Regions from separate parts of the Homo sapiens genome. Here region 2 is linked to region 1. The links are chromatin loops, found by intact Hi-C in ENCODE. Cell type or tissue: dorsolateral prefrontal cortex. All regions are shown on one strand. Links, peaks and the distances in the headings refer to the core of each region. The heading gives the core; the rest is flanking DNA.

What was found. A loop is a pair of places that touch in the nucleus more often than their neighbours do. Peaks named below come from ENCODE experiments on the same cell type or tissue, not always from the same donor. Only the 100,000 strongest peaks of a DNase experiment are listed, where the experiment ranks them.
Region 2: it touches region 1 in a loop (6-fold over the local background); 13 of 110 quality-filtered maps call a loop at or near these places.

The regions. Positions count from the first base shown.
Region 1 is chr19:40,418,633-40,423,995 of GRCh38, forward strand. It overlaps SERTAD1 (SERTA domain containing 1), which reads right to left. Exons shown (of 2, transcript NM_013376.4): 2 at 2,957-4,914. The coding sequence starts at 4,914. The coding sequence ends at 4,204. Among named protein-coding and RNA genes, the nearest start is that of SERTAD1, 4.7 kb to the right of the region's middle. RefSeq lists enhancers at 2,061-2,561, 2,227-2,346 and a silencer at 2,637-2,726. In dorsolateral prefrontal cortex, for the core only: CTCF peaks have their summits at 2,181 (motif pointing right) and 2,384; DNase peaks (open chromatin) are centred at 1,565, 2,269 and 2,669; H3K4me3 peaks cover 1,601 bases; H3K27ac peaks cover 2,412 bases.
Region 2 is chr19:40,526,245-40,531,607 of GRCh38, forward strand. SPTBN4 (spectrin beta, non-erythrocytic 4) reads left to right here. Exons shown (of 36, transcript NM_020971.3): 18 at 2,797-2,887. Among named protein-coding and RNA genes, the nearest start is that of SHKBP1, 48 kb to the right of the region's middle. RefSeq lists a silencer at 2,934-3,253. In dorsolateral prefrontal cortex, for the core only: CTCF peaks have their summits at 3,025 (motif pointing right) and 3,229; DNase peaks (open chromatin) are centred at 3,077 and 4,231; H3K4me3 peaks cover 2,007 bases; H3K27ac peaks cover 2,920 bases.

The DNA.
Region 1 (5,363 bases), core at 98-5,097:
GTTAGATTTCTAAAGTGTGCCGGGACTGCATACCATAGGTGCTCAATAAGTGTTTTTTAATTTTGTTTGGTTTGGTTTTTTTGAGATGGAGTCTCGCTCTGTCGCCAGGCTGGAGTGCAGCAGCACAATCTCGGCTCACTGCAACCTCCGCCTCCCGGGTTCAAGTGATTCTCCTGCCTCAGCCTCCTGAGTAGCTGGGATTACAGGCCCGCCACCTTGCCCAGATAATTTTTGTATTTTTAGTAGAAATGGGGTTTCACCATGTTGGCCAGGATGGTCTCAATCTCTTGACCTTGTGATCCACCTGCCTCGGCCTCCCAAAATGCTGGGATTACAGGCGTGAACCACCATGCCCGGCCACTCAATAAGTGTCTAATGAATAGGGACAGAGGTAGAAGGTGAGCCTTGGAAAGTACAGAATTCAGACCCCAGAGAAGTGGGGTAATAAGGGCCCAGGGGCAGGGGAGAGATGTGGTCAGATTTACCCTTTACATAGGGATAGGCACACAGTAGGTGTGTGCTCATAAATTTTTGCTGAATGAAGGACAGGAAGAAGGGAGGGAGGAAAAAGAGACAAGATAGCTGGTCACAGCTCTTCCAGGTGTGAGAGAGAGAGAGAGAGTGTGTGTGTGTGTGTGTGTGTGTGTGTGTGTTTTGGGGGTGGTCTGTGAATGCCATGGAGGAAAGCTGGCCTAGGGGGCGTCATGGCGAGCATACACAGAGGCTCTGTGAAAGGTGGCAGTTGTGCCAGGGCTGGCGGCTCAGCTAGGAATGGTGTGGGCCCTGGAGTCTGCTGGCCAAGGTGGTGTGGCCTCCTGGGGTTGAGCCTGAGGGTGGAGCAGCACACCAGAGCCAGGGAGCCTGCACAACCCATCTGGGGGTGACACATGGGGAGAGAGGGGCAGGTCCTCACACATGAGCCATTCATAAACCTGAGGGCACCGGGCAGACGGGACCAGGGCTGATGTAGCCCATATGGTGCTTTTGTGTAAAAGACATGCCCCTTCCTGGAGGTACTTGACCTCCATCTGCTGGGAAACTTGTAATAAATATGTAAATGCAGGGTACCTGGAACACCAGTGGCAGCCCCTTACATACGGAGCCTATATGCAGTGCACAACCTATGCAACTGTACCTAGAGGCTCTGGGGAGAGGGGCCATCAGTGGCAAAGCAGGCACAGGGGCAGACGGAAGGATCAGCTCACCCCATATTGGGCCTCGGAGACATCAGAAACAGGTCCTTAGCTGGGCACAGTGGTTTGTGCCTATAGTCCCAGCCACTCTGAGGGCTGAAGCCAGAGGATCCTTTGAGCCTAGGAGTTCAAGGCTGTACAGCACTATGATCACTCCTCTGTACAGACAGTGCTCTCCAGCCTGGACAACACAGTGAGACCCAATCTCTTTGAAAAAGCGGGGAAAGGAAAGAATAAGAAACAGGCCCACGGGAATCCCAGCACTTTGGGAGGCTGAGGTGGAAGGATTGCTTGAGCCTGGGGGTTCGAGACCAGCCTGGACAACATAGGGCAACACTGTCTCTACAAAAAATTTAAAAAATCGGCCGGGCATGGTGGCTCACGCCTGTAATCCCAGCACTTTGGGAGGCTGAGGCAGGGCGGATCACTTGATATCAGGAGTTCAAGACTAGCCTGGCGAACATGGTGAAACTCTGTCTCTACTAAAAATACAAAAAATTAGCCGGGCATGGTGGCAGGCGCCTGTAATCCCAGCTACTCGGGAGGCTGAGGCAGAATTGCTTGAACCCAGGAGGCAGGGGCTGCAGTGAGCCGAGATTGCACCATTGCACTCCAGCCTGGGCGACAGAGCGAGAATCCATCTCAAAAAATAATAAATAAATAAATAAATAAAAATAAGAATAAAAATAAAATCAGTTGGGCGTGGTGGCGTGCACCTGTAACCCCAGCTAATTGGGAGGCTGACGCGGGAGGATTGCTGAAGCCCAGGAATTCGAGGCTATAGTGAGCTATGATCGCGCCACTGCACTCTCCAGCCTGGGCGACAAAGCGAGACCCCGTCTCTAAAAAAAAAAAAAAAAGAAAAAGAAAAGAAAGAAACAGGCCCGCAGAGTGTTGTAAACAGAGGGCGTTCATGATCCCTCGACCACTGGACAGATGTCCGGGGAACCCAAGACGGCGGCACCGCAGAGCCCGACTGGGCACCAGGGGGCGGTGCTGAGCTCAGCCCAGGCGCCCAAGTTTTGAGTCTGCGGCAAAGCAGTCCGAGTCCCATTTGCCCGGGGCTGGAGTCACTCGGGGTTGGAGTCAGGCGCCTGGAAGACCCTCAGCCTGGACGACAGCTCCCCGCAGGCCATTTTCACCCGCTTCCGCGGCCCGCCTCATCCACTTCCAGAAATGGGCACAACTTCCTCTGCTCCTCCAGGAAGCGCCACTCTGCCCGCCCCTTCCCGGCCCCTGGGGCCGACCCAGGCTCCCCATCTGGCCCAGCTCCACTCCTGCCTCTGCCTCCCCGAGGCTTCTGGCCAGAAGCGAGGCTCTGGGACCCCACGATGGCGGCGTTTCCCTCACTCAAGGCCCCGCTGGCCCCTCGGGTCACCGTCCAGCCCCCTGCGCCTCTCTCCATGCGCACCCGCAGTTTTCACGGTGACACTCCCTCCCCTCCGTGCACCCCCCCTCAGGCTCCGCCCTGTCCCTGCGGCCGTCAGGAAGGACGCAGCCTGGGTCCCGTGCCAGGCCGCTGAGTGTGCGGCCCCTCCCAGCCAGGCCTGGAATGCGGCTGGACCGCGGGGGCGGCCGCTGACACCCGGCGCTCCAGCCAGGCCCAGCACACGGGCAGGTGGCCCCAGCTCGTCCGGGTCTGGGTTTCTTCTAGAAGGAAGGCACAGCTGCCTGCCCTGAGCTCCCTCTCTGCAGTCCAGCTACCAAGCCTAGTGGCTTTATTTCAGACACAGCTCCAAGCGTCCCTATCCTTTGCCCAGAGATTTAAGACCAGGAGTGAATTTTATTTTTAAAAATGGGCTGTTGTCCCCCTTTCCTCCCCCATTTTCCTGGAGAGCCGACTCTCAGGGCTCCTTGGAGAGGATCTGTCCAGGGTCCAGGTTTTGTGTTTTTATTTCGGGACCATTCTGAAAGCAATCTCCCCTTCGCTCCTCAATAAATACAGGTAGACTCCAGGCGAGGACTTGCTTTCATTTTTAAAAAGTTGCCTTGACTTCCTGCTAGCAAAGAAAAGAAATAAAATTTAAGAAAAAAAAAAAAAGGCCAGGCACAGTGGCTCACGCCTGTAATCCCAGCACTTTGGGAGGCTGAGGCAGGCAGATCACGAGGTCAGAAGATGAAGACCATCCTGGCTAACACGGTGAAACCCTGTCTCTACAAAAAATATAAAAAATTAGTCGGTCCCAGCTAATTGGGAGGCCGAGGCAGGAGAATCGTTTGAACCTGGGAGGTGGAGGTTGCAGTGAGCCGAAGTCACGCCACTGCACTCCAGCCTGGGCGACAGAGTAAGAATCTGTCTTAAAAAAAAAAGAAAGAAAAAAAAAAAGTGGCCTGGTAGGAGGATCGCTTGAGCCCAGGAGTTTGAGGCTGTAGTGAGCCATGATCAGACCACTGTACTTCAACCTGGGTGACAGAGCGAGACCCTATCTCAAAAAAAAAAAAAAAAAAGTTCATAATTTAAAACCCACCTCAAGTGATAATCTTGGAACCTTGGTTTTCTCACCTGTAAAATAGGGATGATAATACTACCGATCTTGTAGGGCTGTTATAGGATTAAATGAGTTAACACAGTGACGTGCTTAGAAACTGTGCCTCGTACACAGCCTACGCCCAATAAAATGTTTGATGTTTTTATCTCGCCTTCACATTTGCCCAGAGACAAAGCAGCACACGGATTTGAGATTTCCCAGGACTGGCTTTAATTTGAAAAATCTGATTGGGGTCTCTTCCCGTATCAGAGAAGGAACAGCCCAAGCTATGACCCCAGGGCCAGGGAATTCAGTCCCCACCAGACCCTGTCATTCCATCACTAGGGGGTAATTCCAGGCTCCCCCTGCCAGCCCTGAGACAGGAGGACGGATGTGAAGTTGCCCAGGACTAGATTCTGTCTCTCCAAAGTGGCCCAAGCCCTGTTCTCTGTACTAGGGAAGCCAGCTGTGTCTTTTCGAGGACAGTTGGTCCAGCCAGCAGGCTCAGTTCAGATACCAGACAACCATTCCAGCACGAGGGCTCAGCGCCCTGGCCCCGGCGGTCGCTCCAGTGCCTGTGTGCCCACCAGCACATCCATGAGGTAGTCCAATTCGGCCTCGTCCAGCTCCGGAGCTTCCTCCTTGCCCGGCCCATCCTCAGGGCCTGGTTTGAGGCCCTCAGAGGCTGGTGCCCAAAGTTCATTGTCATACATAGAGGTGTCAATATCCTCAAACAGGCCCTCAAGCCCATCGTCCAGTAGACAGCCAGTGGCTGGGCCCAGCAGGTCCAAGGCACCCAGGCTGGGCGCTGCTCCCCCGATGCTACGGCCTGGTGGCCCCTCGTCTGCCAAGGGTTGGGGAGCCTGACTCAGGCCCTCAATGTGGCTGAGGTCCTCCAGGAGGCTGGCCATGGAGGCTGAAAGGGCAGCGTCCGAGCTTGCCAGTAAGTTGTCAGCCACACTGGGGGCTGCAGGTGGGCTAGGCACAGGTGGCAGGGCAGCCGCGGGTGCCATGGACGCCTGGATGCGCCGCAGAGTGTTCACGACCAGCACCAGGTGCCGCAGGTCCGGCTCACTCTGCTGCAGGCTGTGGTGGAGCTTGAGCACTGAGAGGTCAAAGAGGGAGCTAGAGGCCACGGCCGGGGGTGCCTGTGCCACCGCTGTGTGGCCAGGATCTAGCCACCAGGAGTCGACTGCCAGAGGTTCCTTCTCCTCCTCCTCCTCCCGTTTCCGCTTCAGACCCTTGCTCAGCATCTGCAGAGGGCAGGGAGTTATGGAGTTATAGTCAGTTATAGAAAACAAATGTTAAGTTCAAAGCCTGGATCTGACAGTTGCTGCAGGTAGGATCTTGGGGAAGTCACTTAACCTCTCTGTGCCTAGCTTTTCTTAGGGAACTTTAAAGATATAGACAATTTTTATTTAACTGTATATGTATATTTATAGATTTTTTTTGAGATGGAGTCTCGCTCTGTTGCCCAGGCTGGAGTGTAATGCCGTGATCTCAGCTCATTGCAACCTCTGCCTCACAGGTTCAAATGATTCTCGTGCCTCAGCCTCCCCAAAAGCTAGGATTACAGGCACATGCCACCACACCCGGCTAATTTTTATATTTTTAGAAGAAGCATGGTTTCACCATGTTGGCCAGGCTGGTCTCGACCTCCTGGACCTCAAGTGATCCGCCCACCTCTGCCTCACAAAGTGCT
Region 2 (5,363 bases), core at 81-5,080, 110 kb after region 1:
TCACTGCAACCTCTGCCTCCAGGGTTCAAGCTATTCTCCTGCTTCAGCCTCCTGAGTACTGGGATCACAGGAAAGAGCCACCATGTCCAACTAATTTTTGTATTTTTGGTAGAGACAGGGTTTTGCCATGTTGGCCAGGCTGGTCTCAAACTCCTGACTTCAAGTGATCCACCTGCCTCGGCTCCCCAAAGTGCTGGGATTACAGGCGTGAGCCACCGCGCCGGCCGCTAGGTGCTGTTCTTATCTGCGTTTTGCATGTGAGGCTCAGAGGGGAAAACTGACTTGCCCAGAGTCATGGCCAGGAAGTGCCACAGCCTAGATTTGAACCCTGTTGCTTTCTTTTCTTTTCTTTTTTTTAAAGACAGGGTCTTGCTTTGTTGCCCAGGCTGGAGTGCAGTGGTGCGATCACTGCTCACTGCAGCCTCAATCTCCTGGGCTCAAACAATCCTCCTGCCTCAGCCTTCTGAGTAGCTGGGACTAAAAGCATGTGCCACCTTGCTCGGCTAATTTTTCATTCTTTTTTTGTAGAGATGAAGTCTCACTATATTGCCCAGGGTGGTTTCAAACTCCTGGGCTCAAGCAATCCTCCTACTTTGGCCTCCCCAAAGTGCTCGGATTACAGGCGTGAGCCATCGTGCCCGGCCTACTCTGTTGTTCTTTCACCCTCATGGAGACTCAGGGTCTTCCTCATCTCTAGGACTGATGCTTGACAGTTTGGCTGCTGAAGGCCTGGAAAGATTGATTTCAGCTCAATTTCAGAGGCATTTTATCTTTCCTGGCTCCTAAGCTAAGTTGGGCAGGAGGCAGTCAGTGCTTCGCTTGCTTGTCTCAGGCCCTTCCTGTTCCTTCTCTCTGGTTCTGTCTCTGCAACTGTCTCCTATACACTCTGTCTCTTTGCTTCCATCTATCCATCTATTTCTGTATCTCTGTTTCCTGCTCCCTCTCTGTTTTTCTCTCCGTTTTTCTCTCCCTCCATCTGCACCTCTCTAACCCTGTCTTTTCTGCCTCTGTCTTTCACAGATACTGTACTTTTGTTTCTCCCATCTTTTTTCTCTCTGCCACTGTGTTTCTTGCATTCATTCATTTAACAAATATAAGTCGAGCGTGTACTGTATGCCAAGCCCTTTTTCTAAGCATTGGGGACACATCTATGAACAAAACAGACAAAAATCCCTGCCCTCATGGAAATGATATATCCTAGCATGGGAGACAGCCAAGATAAATAAGTAACATATAGCACGTGTTAGATTGCGTTAAGTGCTAAGGAGAAAATTAAAGAAGGGAAGAAAGCCAGAAAGTGTTGGGGAGTGGTCAGGAGGGACCTCACGAAGAAGGTGATCTTTGAGTAGATGTTGGGGGAAGGAGCATTCCCAGCAGAGGGAACGGCTAGTGCCAAGGGCCTGAGGCTTGCTCAAGGCACAGCGAGAAGGGCAGTACAGTTACCACAGAGTGAGGGGGAAGAGTGCAAGGAGAATAAGAGTTTGGAAAGGTGGGGGTGTGGGGCCTGGTAGGTCAGAAAGGCCTCTGAGATTGGCCGAGTGCAGGAGCTCACTCCCATCCCAGCACTTTGGGAGGCCAAGGCGGGTGGATCACTTGAGGTCAGGAGTTCGAGACCAGCCTGGCCAACATGGCGAAAACTCGTCTCTACTAAAAATACAAAAATTAGCCAGGCCTGGTGGTGGGCGCCTGTAATCCCAGCTAGTTGGGAGGCTGAGGCCGGAGAATCGCTTGAACCTGGGGGGTGGAGGTTGTAGTGAGCCGAGATCACGCCACTGCACTCCAGCCTGGGCGATGGAGCGAGACTCCATCTCAAAAAAAAAAAAAAAAAAAAAGGACTCTAAGGACTCTCATGGAGACCCTGGGAGGATCTCTAAGGACTCTCATGGAGACCCTGGGAGGATAGTCTCATTCTCTCTCTCTCCCTGGGGGAGACAGATAGCAACAGGACAGGGATGCATGGGAGCCCATGTGGGATGCCCCAGCCCCATCCACCAGGCCTCTTGGGCACTTTGCCTTGCACTGTGGGCAGGAGGCCAGACTGCCCGGGGCCCATGGTCCCAGCCGGCTCCAGAGTGGTACGGCCTGGGTCCAGCCTGGTCAGTTCAGTCAGGCCAAGGGCCTCGCTCTGCCTGCAGGAGTGCCCACTTCAGCTTCTCTGCGACTCTGCTGTCATCTCTCCCCACACTCTGCTCTCTTCCCTCTCTCCAACTCTGCGGCCCCCTGGTCTGTCTGTCGTCTGTGGGGCTGTCTTTTCCTGGTGGCATTTGCCACTCCTCTGCCTGTCTCTCTCTGGGCTGTCCCTGACCGGACTCCTCCTGTCACTTTCCCTCTCTCTGCCTCCTCTCTTTCGTCGTCTGCTGCTCCCTGAGTTTCTTTCTGGCTCTGCCTTGCTCCATCTCTTTTCTCGTCTTTTTTTATTCTCTCTCTCGCTCTCTTTCTGGTGTCTCCTCTCACTTTCTCGTTTGTTTTGTTTTGTTTTTGTCCCTAGGTATGTCTGTCTTTACTTCTCTGTTATCTTTCTCTCTGGACTTGCCTTTTTTTCTCTCCGTCTATATCTCTTTCTTTCTAAGTGCCTGTCTCTGCCTCTCCCTTTCTCTTCCTCTGTCTGTCTCTCTCTCTGCCCTTCTTCAGCCCCGTCCCTGCGTCCCTGGCTTTGCCCCACTAATTCCTCCCTCTCTCTTACATATTTTCCACGCCCTTCTTCCCCTACCCAGCCCAGTGCCCTCACAGTCCTACTGCCAGCGCCGCACCCCCCAACCCGGGGCCTTTCCCCAGCCCTTATCTCCCCATCCCCAGGAACCAAGAAAACCAGTTACGGGCCCAGCAATGGATGCAAAAGCTACATGACCAACTTGAGCTGCAGCACTTCCTCCGAGACTGCCACGAGGTAGGAACTCCAGGTGTGCTGGGGACGGAGACATCCCCTTTAGTCGGGAGGGAAGTGCTTCTCGGCCGAGGTGGGGGTGGGGACGCCCCGTCTAAGTGGGTCGCGGAGCGATGCTCGCTCTAAGCCGCCAGGGGGCGCGCGGAGCCGGGTCTCAGTGCGCATGCTCCGCAAGTCCCTGCCCGCCCACGCCGACTCCGGGAAACGAAGGAGGGGCCCCGGGCGCCCCTGGCAACCGCGCGTGTCCGCGCCTACGGGTCCCGCGGGGACGCGCGCTGATCTCACCTTTCTCTCCTGAGATTTGTGAGAATCGCTCTACCCCAGGAGAGGGGCGGGGCGGGCGGTGGGGATAAGGGCCGAGGGCCGTGGGGGGGCCAGCGGCCCTGCGCCCTCCTGCAGCCAGCGATGGCTCTGAACCAAGCCCTCGCCCCTTTAAAGGTGTTCAGTAATCAAGCCCCTTCCCTTAGGGATGATCTGCACACATTAGGGACGATCTCCCCTAATCCGAGATGGTCCAGGCCCCCTTCCTTATTAGTGACGGTTCAGGAGACCTGCTGTCTTCCCCTCCTTCCCTTGCATTCCATAGAAACGATTCTAGACTTTGGCCACATTAGAGATGGCCTAGTAAACATTTTCCTAAACCCTAAACAGAGCTAGGCCTGGCCCTGAGCCCCTCCATCTGTGTGACCCAGGATCATCCCCTCCTCCATCATCACCCCGTACCTAAGTTTCTTCCAACCAAAGCTGGTTCAGGAACCAGGTCTAACCCCTAAACCCCTCAGCCTCAATTAAAGACGATTCGACCCTCCCCCCTATGTTGAACACCCATGGGAGATTGTTCTCTCCGCACACGGAATAAACAAGGGCCTCCATACCGTGCCCCCCTCCCCCATAACTGGGGTAGGCCGGGACTTGAGCCACTGGAGGAACCCCCTGTTCCCCCTCGCCCCCACTGGAGATTGTGAGATGTTCCAGGTCGCCCTCCCATATCCCCTGTCCACATGTGGTGGCCAGGAGCCCGAGCTTCTTCCCATTAGAGATGGTTCAGGAGGCCCCCACCCAGCCCCTCACCATAATCCCCACTCCCTTAGTGAGGCAGTCCAAGCCCCAGGCGCTCCCTCCCGGCATTAGATTTGGTCCAGGAGCACCCCCCATCCCTCATGAGATTGTTCTGGATCAGGCAGCAATCATCTGAGATGGCGCAGAAGCCCCCCACCCGAAGCCTTGGGGCGAGTGGTGGTTCCTCCTGCACCCCCACCTGGGGCCCCGCAAAGAGGCGGGCAGGGAGGCAGGCAGGGGGCGCACGCGGGCGGGCGCGCGGCCGCCGCGCGGGGGCGAGGGAGGGGGCGCGCGGCCGCCGGAGCCTCAGCCTTCGCCGCCGCTGCCGCTGCCGTCGCAGTTGAGGGGCGAGCACCCGCCCGCCCGCTGCAGGGACGCCCCGCCAACGCCACTGCCGCTTCAGGTCTCGGGGGCGCCCAGGGGAGGGGGTTGGCGCGCACCCCGCGGACGCAGACAGGGGAGGGGGCTCGGGCGCGTGCCCGCCCGTCGTGGCCGCGGGAGGGAGGGGCGGGGCGGCGCGGGGGCGGGCCGGGCAGGCGCCCGGACCCCCACCCTGGGGGAGGGGCAAGGACGCCGGGAGCTGTCCGCGGTGCTGGCGCGGGCGGGACTGAGGGGCCGGCCCCCAAGGGAGGGGAGCGAAGCGGGGGGACTTCTAAGACCACTTCTAGGGTAATCTGGATTTGCCCTAAGGGTTCAGGGCGTCTCAGCCTTTCGAGGGGGGGCTCTTCTCCGGGTAATGGGGCATCTAAGATTTGCCCTGGGGTTGGGGGTTTCTCAACCTTTTGGGGGGTTTCTTTCTTGTTTTGGGAGGATCTGTATCAGCCTTGGATGATGGAGGTGAATCACTTTTGGGGGGCTCTGCCTTGGAAGATGAGGGGCCTTGGATTTTCTCTGGGTCTAGGGGGCTCTGACTTTGTGGGGCTTTTCCTGGGTTGTTGGATAGTCTGGTTTTGCCCTCCATCATGAAGGAATCACTTTTGAGGGGGCTTTACTTTGAGGATGGGGTACCATCTCTTTAAGGGCTCTGCTTTCACTGCGGGCTGTGGTTGCCGTTGGACTCTTCCCTGCACGTCGGGAACCTGTGAATTGAGTTGGGGGGTTCAGCACTGGACTTGGTTCTAGTGTGTGTATGAAGGAGTGTGATGCTGTCCTGGACCCCTGGGGAGCACATGCTCAGGGGACATGGGCTGGGGTTTGGCCGGCTGGGGATCTGGGATTTGTCCTTGGCTATGACTGCATTTGCCTCCCGGGACCGCGGAGCTGGAGTCCAGTGTTTGTTTTTTTTTTTTTTTTTTTTTTTTTTTTTTTTTTTGCAGGAGGGAGGAGGGAGGATCTTGTGACTGGAGTGGGGAGGAGAAAGGGGAGGAGCAAACTGTTTCAGGTGCCAGGTTTGGTCATGAGTGGGGAAGTTCTGGCTTGG